Linked DNA regions of Homo sapiens: regions 2, 3, 4 and 5 are each linked to region 1. Evidence: chromatin contacts called from ENCODE Hi-C or POLR2A ChIA-PET data. All regions are on one chromosome and are shown on one strand. The core of a region is the stretch at or near the end of the contact, and the rest is flanking DNA. Distances in the headings are between cores, read along the strand shown.

Region 1 (4,245 bases), core at 866-3,365:
GCTGATGGCAGTGTAAATTAGCACAACCACTCTGAAAATTTGGCAGGATCTACTATGACCCAGCAACTCTACTCCTAGTTACATACCCAGTAGAAATTTTTTTTTATTATACTTTAAGTTCTAGGGTACATGTGCACAACGTGCAGGTTTGTTACATATGTATACATGTGCCATGTTGGTGTGCTGCACCCATTAACTCTAGAAATGTGTGTTTTTTAAAAAAAAAATCTGGATGCTGGTTGCATGGGAGGTATTCATTTTGGGAAAAATTCATTGAGTTACATTCTTAAGGCTGGCATAATTTTCTCTATATAATATGCTTCAATAAAACAGTTTTTTTTTTAAGAAACAGCTTCACAGAACATAAAGATTTACATTTATGGTTCAGCAAAATTACAAATATTTACTTGTATTATGCTTGAAATTCAGGTCCCTCATGAGTTCAAATCATGCGTAATGAATTGAAAATACTTAATATACATAATGTTTAACATAAAACGGTTCTTAAGATTGAAGGCTTCAATGATAGAATGGCTGGAATTGAAACCTACCTCTGCCACTTACTGTGTGACATTGGGCAAATTATTTAATCTATGCTTCTGTTTCCTCATCTGTAAATGGAAATATTAATGGCATCTACCTTAGAGGGCTGCTGTCAGCATTCAATAAGTTAACATATGTTGAAGGCTTAGTGCAGTTACACACAGAAAGCACTCAGTAAGTGTTTGCCATTTTTATAACATTAATGTTTGTTTAACAAATATTTATGGAATCTTCACTCTGTGCAAGGCATAGAGCTGGTTGCCAGAGCAATGAGAGAACCAAAGAAAATAAAATGATTAAATCCTATGGGTTGAAAACCATGGAGAGTCCAGGGCAATGACGCACATACACCATACAGTGGATAAATGTTTGTTACTGCTGCTGCTGAGATAGCAGTAAGTATGGTACTTTCATTTAAATTACATCTCGAGACTAGCAGGCGGAAAGCCTTAAATCCATATTCAACTTGAAGGTTTTATTTGAGCACTAGAAAGAGATTTAACAGTAATGGCCCATGAATCCGAAGATGGGATTCAACTTCCAAAACTGGGAAGTTAATGAAAAATAAGTTTAAGTAATGCGGGTATTGAGTCCCTAGGGCTAGTGTGGCGTTCATGTAGCCCACACGAACAGAGCTAATAAAAAGCCATGTGTAAAAACAATATAAATCATACTGCTGTTTCTTGGACTTGAAAAACTCATCATGACACATTTTTGAAAAAACAAAACTTTGGATTACCATGAATATTTTGACGATATTTTTTCCTAAGCAAGGGAAAGAGGAGTCCCCTTTAAAATATAGAACGTATTCATTGAGTGGAAGACCGATCCTATATCAAATGTCCAGGTTCTACAGACGCCTGGGTCCATAGCACATTATCCCTCTCACCAAAACCAAACCAAACCAAAGTCAGTTTCATTTGAATGCACTCTTGCCATGGTTTCAAAATTTGGAAAGCTCTTGGAATTAAATTTTGAGATGTAAAGGCTGGCTGACAAATTCACAGAAACCCTCTTTCCGACACCAACTTATAAATCCTAAGGCATCCTACAACCCCGTGGGTGCTGGTTTCTAGTTTGCAACGCTCTAACATAGCTTGGTAGAGCTCAGTGGGCTGGGACCATAAGCATTCGGGATTGTGCCACTGAAAAACTGATGTCACATCAAAAGGAACACCTTTCTTCTAATATACTAAAAAGGTTTTGTACAGGCTGGGTCCAGAGGTCTTAGGGCTAGCCAATTCCTGCTCCCAGGTATTCTAAGAAGCCGGAGAAAGCTCCCTGCAGGTAAGGACCCATCGGCGCTTCCCGCACTCTGCCGCGCGGGAAGCGAAGGTTGGAGTCCTTTCCCCACCCCCGGAGGGTGGGCGGGGCCGAAGGACCGCACCGCCCCAGACCCGCCCCCTGCGCGTGGCCCCGCCCACAGCTGCTCCTGGCCGTGCGGCCGCGCGGAAAGCGGAGGCCGGGGGCGGGGCTCACCCCTTGCCCTTGGGGGTCCCCCGGGCTCTGCCAATCAGCGAGCGCCCTGTTGGCCATCCGCAGCCATCCGCGCCCCTCCCTCTCCCGCCCTCCTCCGCGTTCCAGAATCCAAGATGGCGGGATCCAGGCAAAGGGGTCTCCGGGCCAGAGTTCGGCCGCTGTTCTGCGCCTTGCTGCTGTCACTCGGTCGCTTCGTCCGGGGCGACGGCGTGGGAGGAGACCCCGCGGTCGCGTTGCCACATCGCCGTTTCGAGTACAAATACAGCTTCAAGGGGCCGCACCTGGTGCAGAGCGACGGGACCGTGCCCTTCTGGGCCCACGCGGGGAGTAAGCCGGAGCAGAGGGCTGGGGGCCGGGTTCCTCTCCCCCTTCTGCTGCCTCTTCGCCTTTCATCCGCGGCTACCCTGGTGTGCTGAGGTTCCCGTTCCAGCAGCTGCACACCATATGCGCTGTGGAGGGGACCCTCCTGGCAGCCCCTCCGCCGGGTCCCTCCTGGTTCGCACGGTTCCCTCCGCTTGTCCCCGAGTCTTTCCCTCACCCATTCTGTTCTCTCTCACCCGCCTGCTGTCTTCCCTTCTTTGATCTCGTCGGTACTTTCCGTTGGATCTAGAGGTGTTTGGTTACCTCCTACACTTCCTAGCACTCAAACTTGCTTCTAGGTATCATGTTTCACAACGCCACGTCTCTAGGAGAAATGTGCCCTACCCCCAGCCATCCCAACCTGAGACATGTTCTAGAAGCCCCCTTACTTCCTTTCCCGCTTCCACCCCCCACCCCCGATCCCCGATTTCTTTGCTCCGGTGTTAGCAATGGTTAATGCTTCGCTTGAACCCCATGCCCACTGACGGCTCCTGAGATGGCATATAGTAGTATTAGAGTAATTTTTTAAGTCTTTGTATGTCAGAAGACATTCTTATACTGTTGGAACTACACATTTTCCTCTCAGTGACTTGGTGTGGTCTTTGATCTTTTCTCTCGTAGTAACACATTATGTAACTTTTTAGGAGAAGGGATATATTTTTAGGGATTGATTGTTTCTGAACCTGAGACTAAGAATAGCATTACATTTTTAGCCCTTTAAAAAAATTGGAAGCATTGAAATAATCTTGGGTTCATATTTTATTCACTCTCTGTGTTTGGCACTTTTGTAGATAAGAGAGCCTTGCTAGAGCATTTACTTACGTGAAAGAAAACATATCTGCACTTTTTAGTGCTGATGTGTCACTGCTGACTAAGGAGTCAATCGTAGCACTTGGCATGACATAAGCTCTGTTCAGTGACCATCAGATATACCCGTTGAACAAGTGGCAAATGCCTTTATATGAGATGAGGAGCTCTGGCAGTTTGAATTCTATCTTTGTGTGTGATTAATCTTTTTTTTTTTTTTTTTTTTTACTATAAGGTTTAGGGTACATGTGCACAACGTGCAGGTTGGTTAGTATGTATACATTTGCCATGTTGGTGTGCTGCACCCATTAACTAGTCATTTAACATTAGGTATATCTCCTAATGCTATCCCTCCCACCTCCCCCATAAGTAATCTTTTATATAAGGTTTTTATACATCACTTTAGATTATCCAGTTCTTGAAACAAAATGTTTCATTTCTAGAAAGTAATTACTGAATAGGAAGCACCCTTTTAGGAAGCGCTATTTCTCTCAAATTAATGTGTAATTGAAAGGTATAGATTTTAATTTGACTTAATGACCAAGTCATTAAGTAGTTGAAGTAGAGTGCAGTTATTTCGTTACTCAGCAGTCATTTATTATGTGCCCATGCAGCAAGGGTATATTACTGGGCATTTGTTATCAAGGTATCTCTATTCTTGATACACAAAGGTGATGCAAATGATATCAAACACAAGTTTTTGGAGTTTTTGTTTCTATTTGTGGGATGATGAATTATTCAGTAGTGATGGATTTGTTCACACATTTTCACTTCTACACCTCTCCACTGCCTGCCTGTTCTTCTATCCCTTTTCTCTTTTTCTCACACTCACATACACTACATTAGCCAATTAGGAATGTTAATCAACTAGTCAAATCAGCTACCTTGACTTCCTTTACAGAGCCGGAACCAACTAATCTATTCTGCTGCAGAAATGTCAAGATAATGTACCAGTAAATTAAAGCCGTGTGGCTAGAATGAATTTGAAACAAAGTATTAGTATTTTAGCCATGATTTATCTGGCTACTGGCTCTGGGAATCTCTGCTATAGACATC
Region 2 (4,245 bases), core at 1,221-3,720, 4.6 Mb before region 1:
GTATCAAACTTGCATATTGTGCACTTTTACCCTAGAGCTTAAAGTATAATAATAAAAAAGAAACAACCCAAATGTCCATCAAAAACAGAATGGATAAATGGATTGTAGTATATTAGTATAATGGAATACAGAACAATAAAAACTGAAAGAACCATATCTATAAGTTCTTTAGTTTTTGACATGGACAATTCCCACAAATAATGTATTAAAGGATTAAGCCACAGAGTAATACAGTATTATTCCATATACGTAAAGTTCAAAACCAGGCTAAACTAAATCATTCTGGATGCATGTGTAGACAGTAAAACTATGTCGTTATTATCATGAAACTCAGGAAGGTGGTGATACAGAGGGGAGGGAAGCGGATGTGATGAGGGAGGAGGGTGTGATCAGTAGGGAAACACGGCCTCCAGCGATGACAATATTCCAGTTATTAAACTGGGTGATGGGTTGTACTGCTGTTCTTTATAATTCAATACACATTTTAAATGTTCTTTTGTATTTATTCAATAGGTAATGAAACTTATTAAAACCACATATCAAAAAAAAAAAGAAAAAAGAAAAGCCGGGCAGGCATTCCGTAGGTGGTGAAATGGGGGATGCAAATAATAGGCTGAGGAATTAGCAGGTGCCAAGAATGTGGCAGGAAGACAAAGGGCATGGTTTGTGTGGTGCCCCTGGGGTGGGTTTCTATGGTTTCCTGTGAGCCACGTGGTAGTGAGATAGGACGGACCCTTATGCCACATTTAGGAGTTTGAACTTGAGATTATGGTCTGGAAAGCCATGCATGGTTTTTAAACAAACGTCTCATATGAGTGCATTGGGGCTTTAGAAAGATAACCCGGCTCAGTATTTGGTATGAAAAGAGGCTGGGGAGCTGGCGCGTAGGCCACCACCATGGGCCAGGGACTGCTGAAAGCAGAGGGATTGTCTGCAATAGAGAAGTGGGGGCTGGAATTGCCAGGCAGTGACTGCTCACATAGGGACAGAGCACAGGAGGGCCCAGTCCCGAGGCGCCTAGCTGTTATAAATTCATACTCAGGGTGGGTCGTGAACCACTGGAATTTTAAATGAGGAGTCAGGCTGGAATGGGGAATATGACTTGTTCCATTTGAGATGCGTGGAACACACCATACCAGGTGAACCTGTAACAAAGACAGCCAAGGATGTTTGTAAACAGTTAGGGACGGGGATGAGTAGACTGTCTAGAGCCAGAGACCTGGAGCCATCAGCATCCCGATTCCGAGAGGTTCCATGAGAATGGATGAAACTACACAGAACATCTAGTGGAGGCACAAGGGAAGAAATCCACCTATTTCTGTGGAATTTCCAATATCTGGAGGTAGTAAAAGGAAGAGACAGAGGAGGGCGAGGGGAGAGCGCGCGCGCGAAACGGAGACTGAGACCCAGCCATCAGGGTGTGCTGGGAGAACTGGGGAGACGAGTCTGCCCCTGCGAGTGGACCCAGGGAAGAGGGCGCGGTCTACGCAGAGCCCGAGGCAGGGAAGCGGGAGGGGCCCGGAGAGCAGCCCTGGGTGAGGCCCTTTGGAATGGAGAGGTCTCAGGAGTGAAGCAGCAGCCAGAGGACTGAGAGTGTCTGGAAAGTGAGGAATTGGTTAAAGTAACGCCGGTGGCTGCAACAGAGAGGGGCGTAGGTGAAGAAGCACCCCCAACCCCATCCCATTTGAGAGGAAGCAGACAATGAAGAAGAGAATATGAAAGATACAGAAAGATGAAGGCAGGGGTGGAAAGAACGGAGGGGGGGGACAGGAAGGGAAGGAGAAGGTGCAACCAATAGGCTGTAAGCACAGGGGCAAGCTTGGGCGCCAGGGGAGCAGGGACTCGGCGCCTCCCCGATCTGCCCCAGGCGCCACGGAAATTCCAGGCCCCGCCACCCGCACTCCCGGAGCCTCCTCCGCAGCGGCGGCTCCTCCCACTCGCCCTCCCGGGGCTCCCGCCCAAGCTTCCGGCGCTTCCAAACTCACTGCTCGCGTCACCCCCCGCTCCCATCCGGCAGCAAATCACAGCGCAGCAAATCGCAAGCCTAGAAACAGACGCTCCCTCTCCAGGGGCAGCTTCCTATTCAGGGCGGGTCTGGGCGCACCTGTTCTCGGGACCCGGCCCTCGGCCTTCGCCGGGTCTCGCGGTGGGGCTTGGGACCCCGGCTGGTGCCAGGGCGACCCCCACAGCCCCGCGACTCTCTTTCCCGGCCGCCTCCCGCCGTCATTCTCCTAGTTCCTGCCCGCCTTTGCCTCGCTCTGATTCCTGCTCTGGCCTTCCTCCCTTCCCCTCTCTCACGCACTCCAGGGAAGAGGTGGCCTCCGCGGGAACCTGGGCACCTCCGTGCCTGCCCCGCCCGGTACCTGGCAGAGGCCCCCACCTCCTGCTGCTGCTGCTGCTGCCGCCGCCGCCGCCGCCGCTGCTGCTTTGACTATTCCTCCTTTGTAGATGCTTCACGTCCGCCTTGATTGAGGGCAAGGCTTCCGGCAGATGACTCAGAACCGTTCGATTGCTCTGGCTTGTGCAATCCCTGATTCTTTGGGCCTGTGTGGATGTCTGTGGGCACCGGAGAGAGGGCCAGTGCCTGGTCCTTGGAGGGTGGTTTTTATAAAAAGTGTACACATTGGCTATTGTCCTTTTTTCACCGTTGATTCACGTTTGACTCCACTGTAGTTAGACGTCCACCCAAACATTCTCTGAAATTGCTCCTGATAAGGATACTAATCATTTTCTAATTGCCTTGGCCAAAAAATACATCCCAGGTCTTATTTCATTTTGTTTGTTGGCGACATTTAGCCCTTTCTTCTTTGACCTTCCCAGGATTTCCAGAGCACCCTTCCCTTCTTTCCTGACTCCTTTGCTTGGTATCCTGATTCCTTTCCTACCATTCTAAGCCCTCTTCTTTTCATTATAATATGATCTTCTTGTATGACCTCCACTATATCCATAGGTTCATGTTTCAACTTTTAACTTATTTCTTCAAAATCTCTAACCTGTCTCGAGCCGTAGATGTTACCTGTGTACTACTGGACATCTCTCAGAAACCTGGGTGTGTCCCTCCGCAGTTCTTTTAACTAAATGATCAACAGTCCTGTTACTTCTATCACTTTTGTGTTCCTCCTGTCCATACTCTGTCACCTCTATCATGTCTCATGTCTCTCCTAAACAATTAATTTTCCTACCTACAGTTCTGATCCATGCCAACCTATTGCCTACTCTGAAGTTCAGGTAAACATTCCAATTCTAATTATTTTATACCTCAGTTTAAAATCCTTTATAACATCCTCTTATCCAAAAAGATAAATTAGAAACTATTGAGCAAGGAGTGTAAGCCTCTTCACGTCTTGATTTCTCCCTTCTTTTCTTTAGAGCCATAGCAAATTATTTACATTCCTTCATATCCTCTGTTCATATACATGGGGTTCCTGGCATGCAAGCTTGTCTTTCAAAATTCAGTTCAAATAATGTCTCCTGCAGGAAGCTCTCACAGAGCTCTCCAGTTTGGGAATTCTGCTTTTAAAGATGCACATTCCCACTCTGCACCCCAAACCAATTAAGTAAAGATCTCTTGGAGGAGGGAACCCAGCAGCAGTATTTTGTAAAACTCGCTCAGTGATTTCCCTGTGGAATCCTAAAAGTAACTGTTCCCAAGAACTCTCCTCAATAAGTCTTGGTGCAGGATTCACCCCCATCTTTTCTCCATGACTTTGAAACCCCTCTCTCTAGTGGCTACAGACTCACATTTGAACTGTGCCCAAACTTACCGGCTCTGCCAGTTGAAAATGCCAAGGTCACTTCCCCATTGTGCATCAATTTCTCCTTGTTGGTCAGAACTAGATCCAGACTTTGGGCCCCACTTTGTCCATCCACTCCTTTTCCTCTTTGACCAGCAAAACAGATTAAAAGATGAAAAATGCTTGTTTTCCTCCGTGAAACTTCCAGCAAATGCCTGGTGGTTTGAAGTCCTTTACAAAGGATATAATTTGGCCCCTGGGAGTTTGGTTGTAAACACAGATATCCCATGTAGGAAACACAGTGCGTGCAGGTGCAAAGAGGCACAAGATAGCACCATGAAAACCATGACGTATCCAGGCCTGCAGTGGTACAGATAGTGTGGATGAGGCACTGCAAGACAACGTCTGATGTGTCCACAGGGCCATGTCGTGAAGGCCATGTGGACGCTGTTGGTGGTGTTTCTTCGTTCCCTTGTGGACTATGGGGAAACACAAAAGGATTTTAAGCTGG
Region 3 (4,245 bases), core at 1,148-3,647, 4.1 Mb before region 1:
ACAGTTCCTCAGTCTTTCCTTGTCTTTTATGATCTTGACATTTTTGAGGAGCACTGGTTATTTTGTAGAAGTAGAAAAACCCTCCATATGAATTTTTCTGATGTTTTCTCATGATTAGATTGAGGTTACAGGTTTGGGAAGCATACCACAGAGCTAATGTGCCCTTCTCCACATCAGGGGTTCCATCATAACAACATGGCTTATTACTGGTGATAAAAGAGGGGTTTTTTGTTTGTTTGTTTGTTTTTACCGATTCTCACTCTGTTGCCCAGGCTGAAGTGCGGTGGTGTGATCTTGGCTCACTGCAATCTCTGCCTCCTGGGTTCTAGTGATTCTCCTGCTTCACCCTCCCAAGTAGCTGGAGTTACATGCAGGCACCATCACGCCTGGCTAATTTTTGTTTGTTTGTTTTGAGACAGAGTTTCGCTCTGTAGCCCAGGCTGGAGTGCTGTGGTGCGATCTCAGCTCACCACAACCTCTGCCTCCTAGGTCCCGGTTCAAGAAATTCTCCTGCCTCAGCCTCCCGAGTAGCTGGGATTACAGGAACGCACCACCATGCCCAGCTAATTTTTGTATTTTTAGTAGAGACAGGGTTTCACCATGTTGGCCAGGCGGGTCTTGAACTGCTGACCTCAGGTGATCGCCCGCCTTGGCCTCCCAAAGTGCTGGGATTACAGGCGTGACTCACCACACCCGGCCTAATTTTTGTATTTTTAGTAGAGATGGAGTTTCACCATGTTGGCCAGGCTGGTCTCGAACTCCTGACCTCAAGTGATCCACCCACCTCGGCCTCCCAAAGTGCTGGGATTACAGGCGTGAGTCACCACGCCCGGCCCATCTTTGCTTAAATTATAAACTCAGTTTCTCCCACAGTTAGTTCAGCCTATGCTCAGGAATGTACAAGGACAGCTTGGAGGTTAAAAGTAAGATGGAGTTGGTTAAGTTAGATCTCTTTCACTGTCTCAGTCATCATTTTGCGAAGGCAAATTCACAAGTGGGAAGAAAGGACGGGTAGATGCAGGGCAGAGAGAGGGCTCTGTGCTTCGAGCCTGGATGATACAGATTTGGCAATACTATTCTAAGGAGAGACCAGAGAAAGAAGTTTAGGGTAGAAGGTAATTAATTAGAGTATGTTGAATTTGTCTTGCAGAAAAACCCTGTGAAGGAAACCTCTGGGAGGCTGTTGTAAATGCTGGGCTGGGGATGGGGTGGGTCTAGAGATCCAGATTTGAAGCAATTTCTAGTCTATTGATAGCTGAAGCTCAAGAAGAGAGTTAGATGAGCAGAGGTGAAGAGAGAAGAGGACATCAGACTCTTGAGTAAATTCAGCTTAAGCTCAGGGAGGAGTAAGAAAGGGAGACAGTGAAGGAAGCAGATAAGGAATATTGGGAAGCTGGACAAACAAGAACTGGGTAGTTGACAATACCAATGAAGAGGGAAGAGGAGAGGACTTTAATTCTTTCGGAGATGCCAGATGAGAAAAAATTAAGAAATGAGTGAGAAAAAAATGATGGAGTGATTAAACATCTATGTTGCTTTCCTTTGAGAATGTTAACTATGAAAAGAAGAAAAGGGTGGTGGTGGCTGCAAACCATAGGAAGGCTGAGAAAGGGTTTTACTTTGGTTCTGCCTCTAATCCCTGACGCATTCAACCTCCTCAAGCCATTTGCTTGTAAACATAACTGGCATAAATAATATCTGATATGCCCATTTTACAGGACAAGTGCTTCCCTCTCAGACCACATACTCGAGGACAGCGGCCGTCCACGCCTTATTTACATTCATCTTCCCAACACAACAGTCATTTGGAAGATGCCGAGTGGCGTGGGAAGAACAAGCGGGAACGAGCGCCGACCCGCCCGCGGCCTGACTGCTAGCGCACCGCTGTGCGGCCGCCTCACCGCGCACTCCCTCCTGAATTATTCACCACCGAGACGAGGACGGTGATCGCCCCCATTCCACAGAGGACACGGAGTGAAGGCGCAGTCACAGGCCCAAAGCCCCCAGTCGGCGGGTCTTGGAAATGGACGACTTTTTCACTCAAAAGCTACGAGGCAACAAAGCATGTGGATGAGGAGGGAAGGGAGCCGGGGCCAATAATTCATCTCAAAGTAAAAGACGTCCCCGGGGGTGGGGAACAAACAAACAACAAAACCCGGCTCTGTGCTTCCGCGCTTGCGCTCTCCTAGGTCTGCCAGGCTGCCGCCCGCGCCTAGGCCAGAGTCTCAGTGCGCCTGCGCCGAGCCCGACTTCCGCCAGGGCTCGATTGGCTTCCAGGCTACTTCTCCCGGCCCAGGGAGGGCCTGCGCTGTGGCTAGAGAAGGGAGTCTGGTGACTGGGTGCGCGTGCTGATGACGAAATCGGAAGTGCCCGGAGCAGAGGCGGGACCAGAACCTAGAGGGCCTCGGGATTGCGGAAGTTTGGTGGGGAGGGTCGGAGCTCTGGTGGAGAGAGTGTTGTCTAAAACAAGTTCCGGAAGGGAGGCTGCCCTTCGCGGTCCGAGAACCACCGGCCTCCCCAGTTTGAGGGCTGTTACCCCGTGCGCGCTTCGACGTTGCTGCTGTTGGCTCTCCTCGCCCCTCGTTCCCTTGGGAACCGCCTGGGAACTCCGCCATGTCATCCACTTCGCCCAACCTCCAGGTATCATTGCTCATCTCCCGTCCCCCTAGGGAGCTGGGATCGAGGGGAGGCGCGAGAAGCGGGTGGGGGGCGGGGAGAAGGGAGGAAGCGGCCGCGCCTGTGGTCGAGGCGCAGGAGGGCGGGTCCGGGGACCTGCAGCAGGTGGGAGAGGGGCCCGTTTTCCAACGGAAAGGTCGTTTCTGGCCCGCTCTTGGGGTCTCCCGAGCTACTGGCTTTGTGAGACTCTTCACTTTTGTTGACACTTCCCGCTTCCAAACCAGCCAAGATCTGGGCAGGTTTCTCCAATCAGGGTTAACGGAGAAAGAAAGAACGTAATTTTTGCAAAGCCCTATTCTGGACCAGTTGAAGATAGGGTGGTCATAGTTCGGTCTTAGTTTCTCAAGCTGACAGCAGACCCCTTCATTCTGAGCTGTCAGGTGAGTAGAGATATGGGAACAGACCAAGAATCTGAGATTACAGCCAGCCTGCATGCAATCTCCGTGAAGTCATTGAATTTATGTGCACACTCCTGTGGCTCCCAGATGGTAGTGTGTAAGATCGAGGAGTATTCTTAAACCTCTGTGTGGCTCCACTTCCCCTCCTCTACCGCAATGAGCACAGTGTTTTGTACACAAATCATGGAATCTTAAGATTTTAGGCTTAATCGTTAGTCCTCTGTGGAATGGAATTCGTTCAGAAAAGAAATTTCTTAATGTAATGGTGTCTCCCATCCCCAGAATGGATCTAGGGCTTCAGTGGCGTTTAGAATGTAATGTGGCTTAATGTAGAGGACTCCCAGTCCAGTAAGTCAATAAGGCACAAAAGAGTAGCCTAAAATACTTGTATTGAGTCCCCGTCGTGGACTTCCGGTAGTTTGTTGAACAAGCAGTTATTGGAGTGCCTGACAGAGGCATCAAAGGTAATGGAAGAACTCCTTAACCCATGATAATTGATTCTGAAGAAAGACCACTCAAAGTAGACCCACTTAAACAGAGATTAAAATTTCACACACACATACACAAAAAGAGTGGGAAAGGAGGCTTGCTTGGGACTTTCATCTTGAAAATCGACCTAGAAGATTATTAAAATAATTGTTATCTTTCACAAAATATTATAATTGTATAATTGCAACAATGACTCATTTTGTGGAATAAGTCAAGTGTTGATTTGTCTGTGTTTTTTTCCTTTTCTTTTCTTTCTTTTTTTTTTTTTTTTTGAGACGGAGTCTTGCACGGTCGCCCAGGCTTGAGTGCAGTGGCGTGATTTCAGCTCACTACAACCTCCACCTCCCAGGTTCAAGCGATTCTCTTGCCTCAGCCTCCTGAGTACCTGGGACTACAGGCACCCACCACCACGCCCAGCTAATTTTTGTATTTTTAGTAGTAGAGATGAGGTTTCACCATGTTGGCCCAGGCTGGCCTCTTGACCTCAGGTGATCCGCCTACCTCAGCCTCCCAAAGTGCTGGGATTACAGGCGTGAGTCACCGTGCCCGGATGACTATCTTTTTCACCAAGGTTGTATTAAACTAAGATTCAGCAATCTTCACTTGAGTTTTTTGTAGCTTTTTGTAGTCCTATTTGGAAAGGTTCTTTTTGGTAAACGTATTTGGAAAAAGCGTTGGTCAT
Region 4 (4,245 bases), core at 1,019-3,518, 4.0 Mb after region 1:
CAAGCGGTCCTCCCACCTCAGGCTCCTGAGTAGCTGGGTACACAGGTTCACAACCACCACACCTGGCTAATTTTTTTCTTTTTTTTTGGTAGAGACAGGGTCTCCCTGTGTTTCCCAGGCTCTGCAAACCCATCTCTATCAAACCAAGACACGTAGTCAGCCCTTTTAATCATTAGACCTAGTGGTCTGCAAAGTTTGTGTTGGAAATACTTTATCTTCTCTCTTTTGAACTGGTACATCGGCTGTGATGCCCGGAGCTGCTTATACTGTGGTTCCCTTGGCCAATAATTTGTTTATGCCTAAATCAGCCTTGCCTCTAAGTGATAAGGAGATACGTGCTTTTTCTTTTGTTTTGTGTCAGTGGTATTCTCTAATAGGCCGGGAACGGGTCTGCCCAAGTGATGCACAGCCCCTTGGTGGGGCTGGCTATAGATCCCCCCGCAAAACTGAAGGTTAGGCCTAAGATATTAGCTTTGCCTGGCAAGATGAAGATGTGTGGACTAGGTAGACCTGTGTGGCAGTCTGTTTCTTTTATAAAGTAAACAGAGTTCAGTTTGTTTAGGACTGCTTAGGTAGATTTCTTACACTGAGCAGGAATATTTGTACAGATGTTTTAAGGTAAAGTCAAAGAATGGCTAGATTGTAGCCTTTGACGCATTATAATGTATCTTTTCTCAGTGCCCCTGTTGAATTCACAAAAGAAAAGGTATTTTTGATCATCGGCTATGAGAAACTTAAAACACTTTTTTTTATATATAAAGGCTGATTTAGTTAACTCTTCTTGCATTTAAAGAAAAAAACATCTGCTGAAAGTAGGGAGGGGGGAGGTGTGAGCGGAAGCGTGGTCTCCACATTCCACAATGAATGTCTTTTCCCAGCCAATTTTAATTTGCAGAAAAACCAGGCACTGAGTTAGATTCCTCGGGAAAAGTCCCTGTTGGCTGATGAGCCCTGAACTTCTTCCGTGTACACCCTGAACAGGGACTGATGCTTCAGTTCACAGAGATAATTTTTCTCTGGAAAGCCGATAGATCCGATTTAGCCACCCCTCATTTGTAGTCATTGCCACCTTGTGGATTACAAAGGATATTGGTTTTCATCAAACTTCCATTTCGATTTGGCTTTTTATGGCAAGTACACGTTGGCAGTGGATTGCCGTGTTCCTCACCAAAAGGATCCTGGTTTGTTCAGCAACACCTCACTTCTCCACTCACAGTTCATTTATGATTCTGATGAGAGTGTTTTTTCAGGAAACACACATTTCACTTTTTGACCTAGGAGCATCTGTTAGAATTTTTTTTTAATACTACTTTGGCATTCTGAAAGTGTTAATGTCTTTCATATCTGTTTAATGCTATTTAGGGATATTTATGATCACCTCTTGGTTACTCAGGGTAAAGTGTGTCGCAATTTTTTTTAAACAGACAGGAAAGCATTCACATGAGGAAACAGATTGCTTTAAACATGTGCTTCCTGTGACAGTAAAAAGAACAAATTAGATTTAACACTGTGTAATGAATGCATAAATGTGTACATTTAAGCTTTTAAAAGCTTTATGTTCAGTTCTGGTCACAACAAAAATTGAGTCACCTGTAAAAATTAAAGATGCCCAGGGTACTCTCAGACTTTTGAAATGCCCAGCAATTGCAGTCCTCACCTGACGATGCCTCGTTGGAATTATAAAAAGCATGATCTATTAGTGCTGGAGAGAACTAGAACATTACAAGGCACATTCAGAGGTTAAACCAGGTTACAGTCAGATTCCGTACATTTAGCAAATAAATCAGAATTTGTTGTGGGGGGGAGAATACTTCACTCTCATCTTCCTCCCTAAGAATCAATGAAAAAATCAATTTTCGGGAACCCCATATATTCCTCTGTCTTTCATGAAAGAAAAAGAAGGAAACCTGATGTTTACTTACTAGCATTTACTACAATTTAATTATATAAGAAAATGACTCTTTTTCTTATGTAATTCAGTTTGTGTTTTGTATGCTGGCAGGGAGTGAATAGAATCTGAGTTAATATTTCCAGTTAGACTAGAGTGTGGAATTGGAGGGCCTGAATCCTCTCCCCGGAAGAAGAGGCACTCATGGCCATTTCTGTCTGAGCCTGCGGATAGTGCCTCTCCGTCCCCTGTGCTTTCAAAGCTAAGGATTTGTGGCACGCTTGCCATCTCTCTGGCCAAGGAGGGCCAGGAGAGAGTCCCTCGGGGGAGGGCACATAGTTTGAGGACATCTGACTCTCTTCTATCACATACTGAGGTACTAATATCAAAACAGACTGCTTGTCGTCGCACGGTGGGGCAGTGCTTTTTTTGGCTGCCGTGGTCGAAATGAAATGGGCAAGCTGTAGTCCGCTTGGCATCAGAATGGGCTAAGGGAAGCAGGGAAATCAGAGTCAGACTGTGAATGCAAGTCACAGCCAATGGTTAACTTCCTTTTTGTGTGTCACTTGGCAGCAGCGAGACTGATGGTGATTTTTTTTTTTAACATGGGTGAGAGTTCAGTGCCCTAGGAAGAGCCGTAGATGCTGTTATTGTGCTTCCTCATACAGTTGACTTGTGTTGATTTCTTGAGGCCAGTACAGCTGTTCCAAGAGCCAGCTCCAGGAGCTTTGTGTGTATGTACATGGCCATCGGACGTCGGATGAAAAAGGTAAACAGATGAGAGGTGATCCATACAAAATCTCACTGCTGATCACTAGGCAGTCTTAGGGGAATCAGGTTCTGGCATAAGGCAATAATACCAAAGAATAATATATAGTGCACTTGAAGGGATACTCCCTTGTATACAGACACCCAAAGATATTTTTAAATTATCACCACTCCGCACCCCTCATCTCACATACAGGATTCAAATCAATTTTGGACTGTCTGGAAAATGTAGGACTAAAATAGCCAGATTGAATTCAGATAAAATTACCTTCTGCTTTTTTGGGAGGTTGTTGCTTTTTGGTTAGCCACATTATTTTCTTTGAAGATTCATTTGGAAGAGAGTTTGGTAGAATTTCTAGCCTCTCTCAAGATTTTCCTCCCATTTCTCTGTTTGCAAAGAGCTGTTCCCCAAAGGCAAAAAGAGCGAGTTGCCATCTTGAGCGAATTGTATGTTTAGTGAACACCAAATGGTCTCAGAGTTACCCTAAATTTTCATTATATCTGGTTGCTTTCAAATACTATTTATTCCCCTCAAAACTCCTAACCATTTATATAAGATATCAGTAAGATGACCAACTTCTGACAACCCAAAAGCAGGGAAGGAAGCTTAGAAATAGAATACCATTTGTCTGGTAATTAGAGTGTATCTCTTAAGAGTTCGAGAGAATTCTGATTAACCTTTCTGTTCCCACATTCTCACGTAAAATTAGCACACCTTTTAAATTATTATCTAGTATTTAAACACATATTTTTGAGTCTTCTTAATGCAACAGGTTCTGGGGACACTAAAAGTGTGTTATAGTTTTCTAAAAAACTTCATTTTTCTTACATTTTAAATGTTCTGTTTGTGCAAAATTTCGAGAATCACCATAAGGGCTTCTTTGCATTTTTAATTTAGTAACTAACATATGAATAAATTTGCATATTAATTAGTTGCAGATTAAATCATGCATACATAATTGCCTCCTTACTGTGTTTAATGTTTGTCAAAATCTCCAGCCTGGTTTGATGGATGTCGTATGAAAGATTACAATTTGATGTACCCTTGGAAGTATTTACACCAATAATGCAAGATTCTTAATAGCAGAATTTTCTAGTTATATACAGTTACTAATAAACATGTAAGATAGGTACATGTCCCTTTGACTAAAATTTTTTTCTTTGCACCAAATCATTTACTATTCATAATCATTAATGCATCTCCTAATTATACAGCATATGTCTGTTAACCCTTTCATTGCTGGCCTTCAAATGGTAGCTTCTTTCTTTTTCTTGCCCCCTAAAGAAAGCAAAATTGTTTGATAATACTCTGAAATTACTCGATTGCCTTTTATTTATTTCTCTCCTAGTATATGGACAAACCTCATTTGCCATTTATTTTAACATACAATAGATAATTATATGATCATTTTGTATTTTCTAGTTAAAGATCATAAAATGACCCACGTGCACATGGTTAGTAGCTGATGGGCTTTTGCCTTTCTTTTACCAATGCTGAAAAAAATTGAAATATTTCAGATACTTCATATAGTAGTAAAAAAAAATGTATACACAGACATACTCTCTATTTAGGAGGGTAATTGTAGAAT
Region 5 (4,245 bases), core at 1,048-3,547, 3.4 Mb before region 1:
ATCAGTTAAAAAGGCACCCTTTTGTCAGATTTCTAATGAGGGCTCCGTGGGTAATTTATGAGTGTGGCAGAGCTGAATAAACAAAGGCACCAGTTGACAAGTCAGGAGCTCCCGGTGGCACATACAGCTAGAACGCTCAACTGGACAGTCAAATGCAGGCAAAAGTGTGATAGAGCATTTTTATTGTCATTTCTTCTGTCCGTCTTATGCTCACGTGACAGTTTACCTGAAATCCCAAACTGCCTGAAACCCAACATGCCCCTGAGGAAGCACCTTTATGGTTAAAGGTGCTCTTGCCGCTTTCAGAGGGATCTGCTTCCTGTACTTCCTGGTGATTCAGCCACCTCTTTCACATTGCTTTCCAACCTCTGAGCCCTCAAGATTGATAAAACGTGCAGATTTAAAGATTGCTCAATCTAGTACTACACAGACTGTATGAAAAAGCTGTAAAGTTTAAGACAAAGACTCATCAGGACCCGCACTTACTCTTGGGTTGGGCAAACTGACAAGCAATTTGAATCACTCCTCGGTCCTCGGCAGCTTTTGCAACCACCCGTCAAGGCAGGTGACTTCCTTACCTGCATAGAAGCGGATGAGGCAGCCAATCTCCGAGTCCATGCCTTCCTCCTGCACCCTCCACAGCTCCCCAAATCCCAGTTGGAAGAGGTAGTCATTTTGGATCTGCAATGGCTTCTCCTCCGCCTCCAAGCGCCGGGTGGTCTCTCCGTGGAGCTGCACGTACAGGGTGGGCGGCGGGGGCGGCGGAGGCGCCTTCTCCGCGGTCACCCCGCTCCTCCCGGGGGTAGACTGGAGGCCTCCCGGGGCCACGGCTGCCGCTGCCTTCTCCTCGCACGACCCCTCGCGGACGGCCCCGCCCGGGCTGTCAATGGCCCTCGGGGCTTTCTGCTGCGGCTGAGGCGAGGAAGCCGTCTGGGGAAGCGGGAGGGGCTGCGCGGGGTGGCCGGGACGGCGGGGCTGGCCCGGGACCCCCGTCGGGGCCGAGGCTGCGTCGGCCTCGAGCTCTTCCGACGACGACGAGGAGCCGCCGCCGCTGCTGTAGGGGTCCAACCGGTCAGACACGCTCTCGGCGCTGGGACTCAGACTGAAGCTCTCGGTGTCGGAGACCACAGGCCGTGGGGCGCGGGGCGAAGAGACAGGGCCCCCAACGAACGGCTCGCCGGGGCTGGAGTCCGAGGGCGCTGGGCTGGCGCGGCGCGACCACCCGCCCGGGCCGCCGACGGGCAGGGGTAGGTCGGCGGGGGGCGCGCGCGGAGGCCCCCCGAAGGCACCCGGCGCGCTCCTCGCGGGCGGTACCTCCGAGTCCCGCGGCTCCGGGGGCGCCAGCCGGGGGCCGGCCTCGGGGGGCGGTTCAGCGGGCTCCCGGGCGGCGGCGGCTCCGGGCCCCTGGCCCAGCACCTTCACCACGCCGCCGCCTTTGTGGCCCAGCTGCAGCAGGCGGGCGGCCACCTCGCCGGCCGTGGTGTCCAGTGTGCAGAGCACCGGGCGCAGGTAGGTCGAGGCCATGTGGCGGTCGAAGACGTGCACGCAGCCGCGCTGGAGCTGGTGCCTCACCCAGTCCCGGTCCGACGGCTGCAGCTGCAGCGTCTGCCGGTGCTTCAGAAGCAGCGTCTTCCTGTCCAGGCTCCGGGTGCACAGCGACGCCGAGGCCGAGCAGGAGGCGGGGAGGCCGGCAGCGCCGGGGGAGTGCGAGGCAGCAGCGGCCGAGGACGACGACGACGAGGAGGCGGCCGCGGCGGCCGCGGACAGATTCCTCTTCAGCCGCCCTCTCCTCAGCAGGAGGGAGTTGGCGCCGCCGCCGGCCCCGGGTACGGGGGCAGCCCCGCCGGCAATGGGCTGGGGCGCCCCGCGCCGCCTCCTGCGCCCGGCACCCCCCGCTCTGCCCGGCAGCGGCCCCGGCGGCGCCTCGCCTGGGGCCTCTTCCCGCGCCCCGCTGCCGCTGCCGTTCCCGCCGCTCGGGGCCGCCGGGGTCAGCGCGGGCTCCGGACTCCGGCCGCCCCCGGCCGCCGCCGCCAGAGCCGCCGCGGCCGCCGCTGCTGCTGCTGCTGCCGCAGCGGCGGCCGCCGGAGCCGAAGCTCGGTCCTCCCTGCCGAGCTCGGGGAGTCGCTGTACCGTGGCCGCGGCGGCGGGCTCCATTGCAGTGGGGCTTCGCGTTTCCCCCCCAGCTCCGGAGGCAGCGGGCGGAGAGGGAGGCGATGAGGCGGAGGTGGGAGACGGCGGCGGCGCGCGGAGAAGGGAGAAGCCAATGGCGTTGTGCGCGGCCGTTCCAGGGGATTATGTGGCGATTCGGAGCATTCCGTCGGTGTCTCAGTGTTCCATCCCGCGCGCCCGCCTCGCCGCCACCGCCCCCCCGACACACGCCCTCCCCGCCCGGGTCGCGGGCTCCCCAGCGCCGGCCCCGCCCGCTACCCCCGCCTCAACCCGGCGAACCAGCCGCGGATCTGGGCTCATTGAATATTAATCATGCGCCGGGAGCGGGAAGGCGGGAGGCTGGCAGGGCGGGAGGGCCGCGTGTGCCTCATAAATATTCATCGCCGGCATGACGGCATTCCAGGGAGGAGTGGGGAGAGCCAGGGGATGGCCGGAGGCGGAGCTTCAGGGTAAACAAACGTGACGCGTGCGTACGAGGGCGGGGTGGGGGGCAGTTTCCCGGGAGGTTCCTGAGCCGGCCTCGGAGAGGGCAGTGAAGACCGACGCGCGCGGTAAACCTTGGGAGTTGTGGTTCTCGTAAGGGGATCGGCAATCCCGAGGGAAACATGGTGGACTACAAGTCCCAGCGGTCCTTTGGTTCTGCTTCTCCTGGCCGCCAGCAGCTGGCCGTGGCCAGTGAGTATTGTGCCCTCTGCCGTTGAACTCTGTGCCAGAGTTCTTAATGAACACGAATGCTCATGTTCATTAACTTGTATTTTACCCGCACTCCAGCTTGCCAGATGACTTTTATTTTCCCTACTAATTAAAGGTGAGGGCTTTCAGGGACTGTAAACGTACGAAGGTCGCAGGTCCTGGTCCTCACCTGCGCCCATTGTATGAGATAGAGATACACACCCGTCACACCACAGCATCACTGGCAGTCTGAGTGGGCCAACCTCACTTTTTCCCCACTTTTTCAAGACCCAGGAAGACAGGCAGCGTCTGGGAATTCTAACTGAGGCTGTCGTTGAATGTGCTTGTTCGAAGGCACAACCCTAAGTCTGTCCTCTCCCTCTCCTGTACCTGAAAAGGAAAATAGCAAAGGACTGAGGTTTCATTGTTTCCCATTGCTCTTGAAGTCTGAAGTAGTTTAATGACACAGAAAGCACTGGTAAGTAGAAGAAACATTAGAATGGAGTATGAGATGGGCTTTTTCCACGTGTTCTGTCTTAACGTCTTCTCTGGTTTTTTTCTTTCATCATTCAGGGAAAAAAAAAATAGTTTCTACTGCCACAATGTTTAGTCGTGGTCTGAAAAGTTGTATTTTTCGTCAGTTGAATCAATGTTGTAATCATTGGGCAGTTTACTATTTAAAAGAATGTTGTACACCTTTTTAATTGAATTACCATTCCCCCAATTGCTTTGTAATTCGGGATTTTTCTTTTCTTTTTTTCTTTCTTTTTTCTTTTTTTCTTTTTTTTTTTTTTTTTTTTGGCCACAGAGTGGGTCTGTCGTCCAGGCTGGAGTGCGGTAGCGCGATCTGGGCTCACTGCAACCTCCGCCTCTCGGGCCCAGGTGATTTTCCCACCTCATCCTCCGAGTAGCTGGGACTACAGGGCTTGCCACCAAGCCCGGCTCATTTTTTGTATTGTTTTAGTGGGGGTGGGAAGTCCCTTCATGCTGCCCCGGCAGGTCTCAAGCGATCTGCCCGCCTCAGCCTCCCAAAGTGCCGAGATTACAGTCGTGAGCCACCGCGCCAGGCCCTAAATCCGGATTTTCACATGTGAAACTTTTAAACAGTTTTAAACCACATACTATCTATGACCTGTTTTAACCTCAATAAAGTGACTAAACTTGCAGATGAAGAGTGAAGGGGGTTGGAGAGAGAGACCAACTGGAACTTACCGCTTAGGTTATCACAGTTTCATTGAACAAGAATGAAGAAGCTGTGGAGATAAAAATAAATATTTCTCAATGATTTTTTACATTCCTGATGATTTTCTGTATTTTCATTTAAAGTTTCACCCCTTAGCCTCATGAATCTATTAATAATATGTATTTTATTTAAATTCAATCAACAGCAACATATGAAAAATT

What was found. A loop is a pair of places that touch in the nucleus more often than their neighbours do. ChIA-PET counts read pairs that join two places held with the same protein, here RNA polymerase II (POLR2A). Pooled maps may share reads with other maps.
Region 2: a loop to region 1 is called in a map of CD8-positive, alpha-beta T cell, with 24 times the contacts of the local background. The contact joins the promoter of SERPINB8 here to the promoter of LMAN1 in region 1. A Hi-C loop is called at or near these places in 3 of 168 maps with a recorded cell type or tissue (CD4-positive, alpha-beta T cell, CD8-positive, alpha-beta T cell and naive thymus-derived CD4-positive, alpha-beta T cell), 1 of 37 single-sample maps with no recorded cell type and 16 of 50 pooled maps.
Region 3: a loop to region 1 is called in a pooled map, with 15 times the contacts of the local background. The contact joins the promoter of VPS4B here to the promoter of LMAN1 in region 1. A Hi-C loop is called at or near these places in 1 of 37 single-sample maps with no recorded cell type and 9 of 50 pooled maps. POLR2A ChIA-PET finds 5 or more read pairs at or near these places in 1 of 52 experiments (CD8-positive, alpha-beta memory T cell).
Region 4: a loop to region 1 is called in a map of psoas muscle, with 19 times the contacts of the local background. The contact joins the enhancer-like site here to the promoter of LMAN1 in region 1. A Hi-C loop is called at or near these places in 1 of 168 maps with a recorded cell type or tissue (psoas muscle), 1 of 37 single-sample maps with no recorded cell type and 3 of 50 pooled maps.
Region 5: a map of ascending aorta shows a loop between it and region 1 (5-fold over the local background). The contact joins the promoter of PHLPP1 here to the promoter of LMAN1 in region 1. A Hi-C loop is called at or near these places in 3 of 168 maps with a recorded cell type or tissue (CD4-positive, alpha-beta memory T cell, ascending aorta and naive thymus-derived CD4-positive, alpha-beta T cell) and 13 of 50 pooled maps.

The regions. Positions count from the first base shown.
Region 1 is chr18:59,357,135-59,361,379 of GRCh38, reverse strand. It overlaps LMAN1 (lectin, mannose binding 1), which reads left to right and starts at 2,115. Exons shown (of 13, transcript NM_005570.4): 1 at 2,115-2,349. The coding sequence starts at 2,136. RefSeq lists a silencer at 1,831-2,130 and enhancers at 2,161-2,350, 2,541-2,590, 2,601-2,700.
Region 2 is chr18:63,968,306-63,972,550 of GRCh38, reverse strand. SERPINB8 (serpin family B member 8) reads right to left here and starts at 2,470. Exons shown (of 7, transcript NM_002640.4): 1 at 2,381-2,470. LOC105372165 (a long non-coding RNA gene) reads left to right here and starts at 2,047. Exons shown (of 3, transcript XR_935576.3): 1 at 2,047-3,228. It also overlaps a transcript of HMSD not described here. RefSeq lists silencers at 1,769-1,988, 2,059-2,118, 2,129-2,328 and enhancers at 1,802-2,096, 2,389-2,558, 2,589-2,638.
Region 3 is chr18:63,420,628-63,424,872 of GRCh38, reverse strand. It overlaps VPS4B (vacuolar protein sorting 4 homolog B), which reads left to right and starts at 2,397. Exons shown (of 11, transcript NM_004869.4): 1 at 2,397-2,640. The coding sequence starts at 2,614. RefSeq lists an enhancer at 2,230-2,529.
Region 4 is chr18:55,336,259-55,340,503 of GRCh38, reverse strand. The region is part of intron 8 of TCF4 (transcription factor 4); the gene reads left to right. Among named protein-coding and RNA genes, the nearest start is that of TCF4-AS1, 110 kb to the left of the region's middle. Within about 2 kb of position 2,268, at least 16 of the 41 ENCODE cell types and tissues checked have a DNase peak (open chromatin) inside an H3K27ac peak, as active enhancers do; they include psoas muscle, where a contact is called at or near this core.
Region 5 is chr18:62,713,593-62,717,837 of GRCh38, reverse strand. It overlaps PHLPP1 (PH domain and leucine rich repeat protein phosphatase 1), which reads right to left and starts at 2,297. Exons shown (of 17, transcript NM_194449.4): 1 at 579-2,297. The coding sequence starts at 2,154. RefSeq lists silencers at 714-833, 934-1,033, 1,344-1,483, 1,694-1,923, 2,274-2,563 and enhancers at 914-1,876, 2,834-2,943, 3,034-3,093.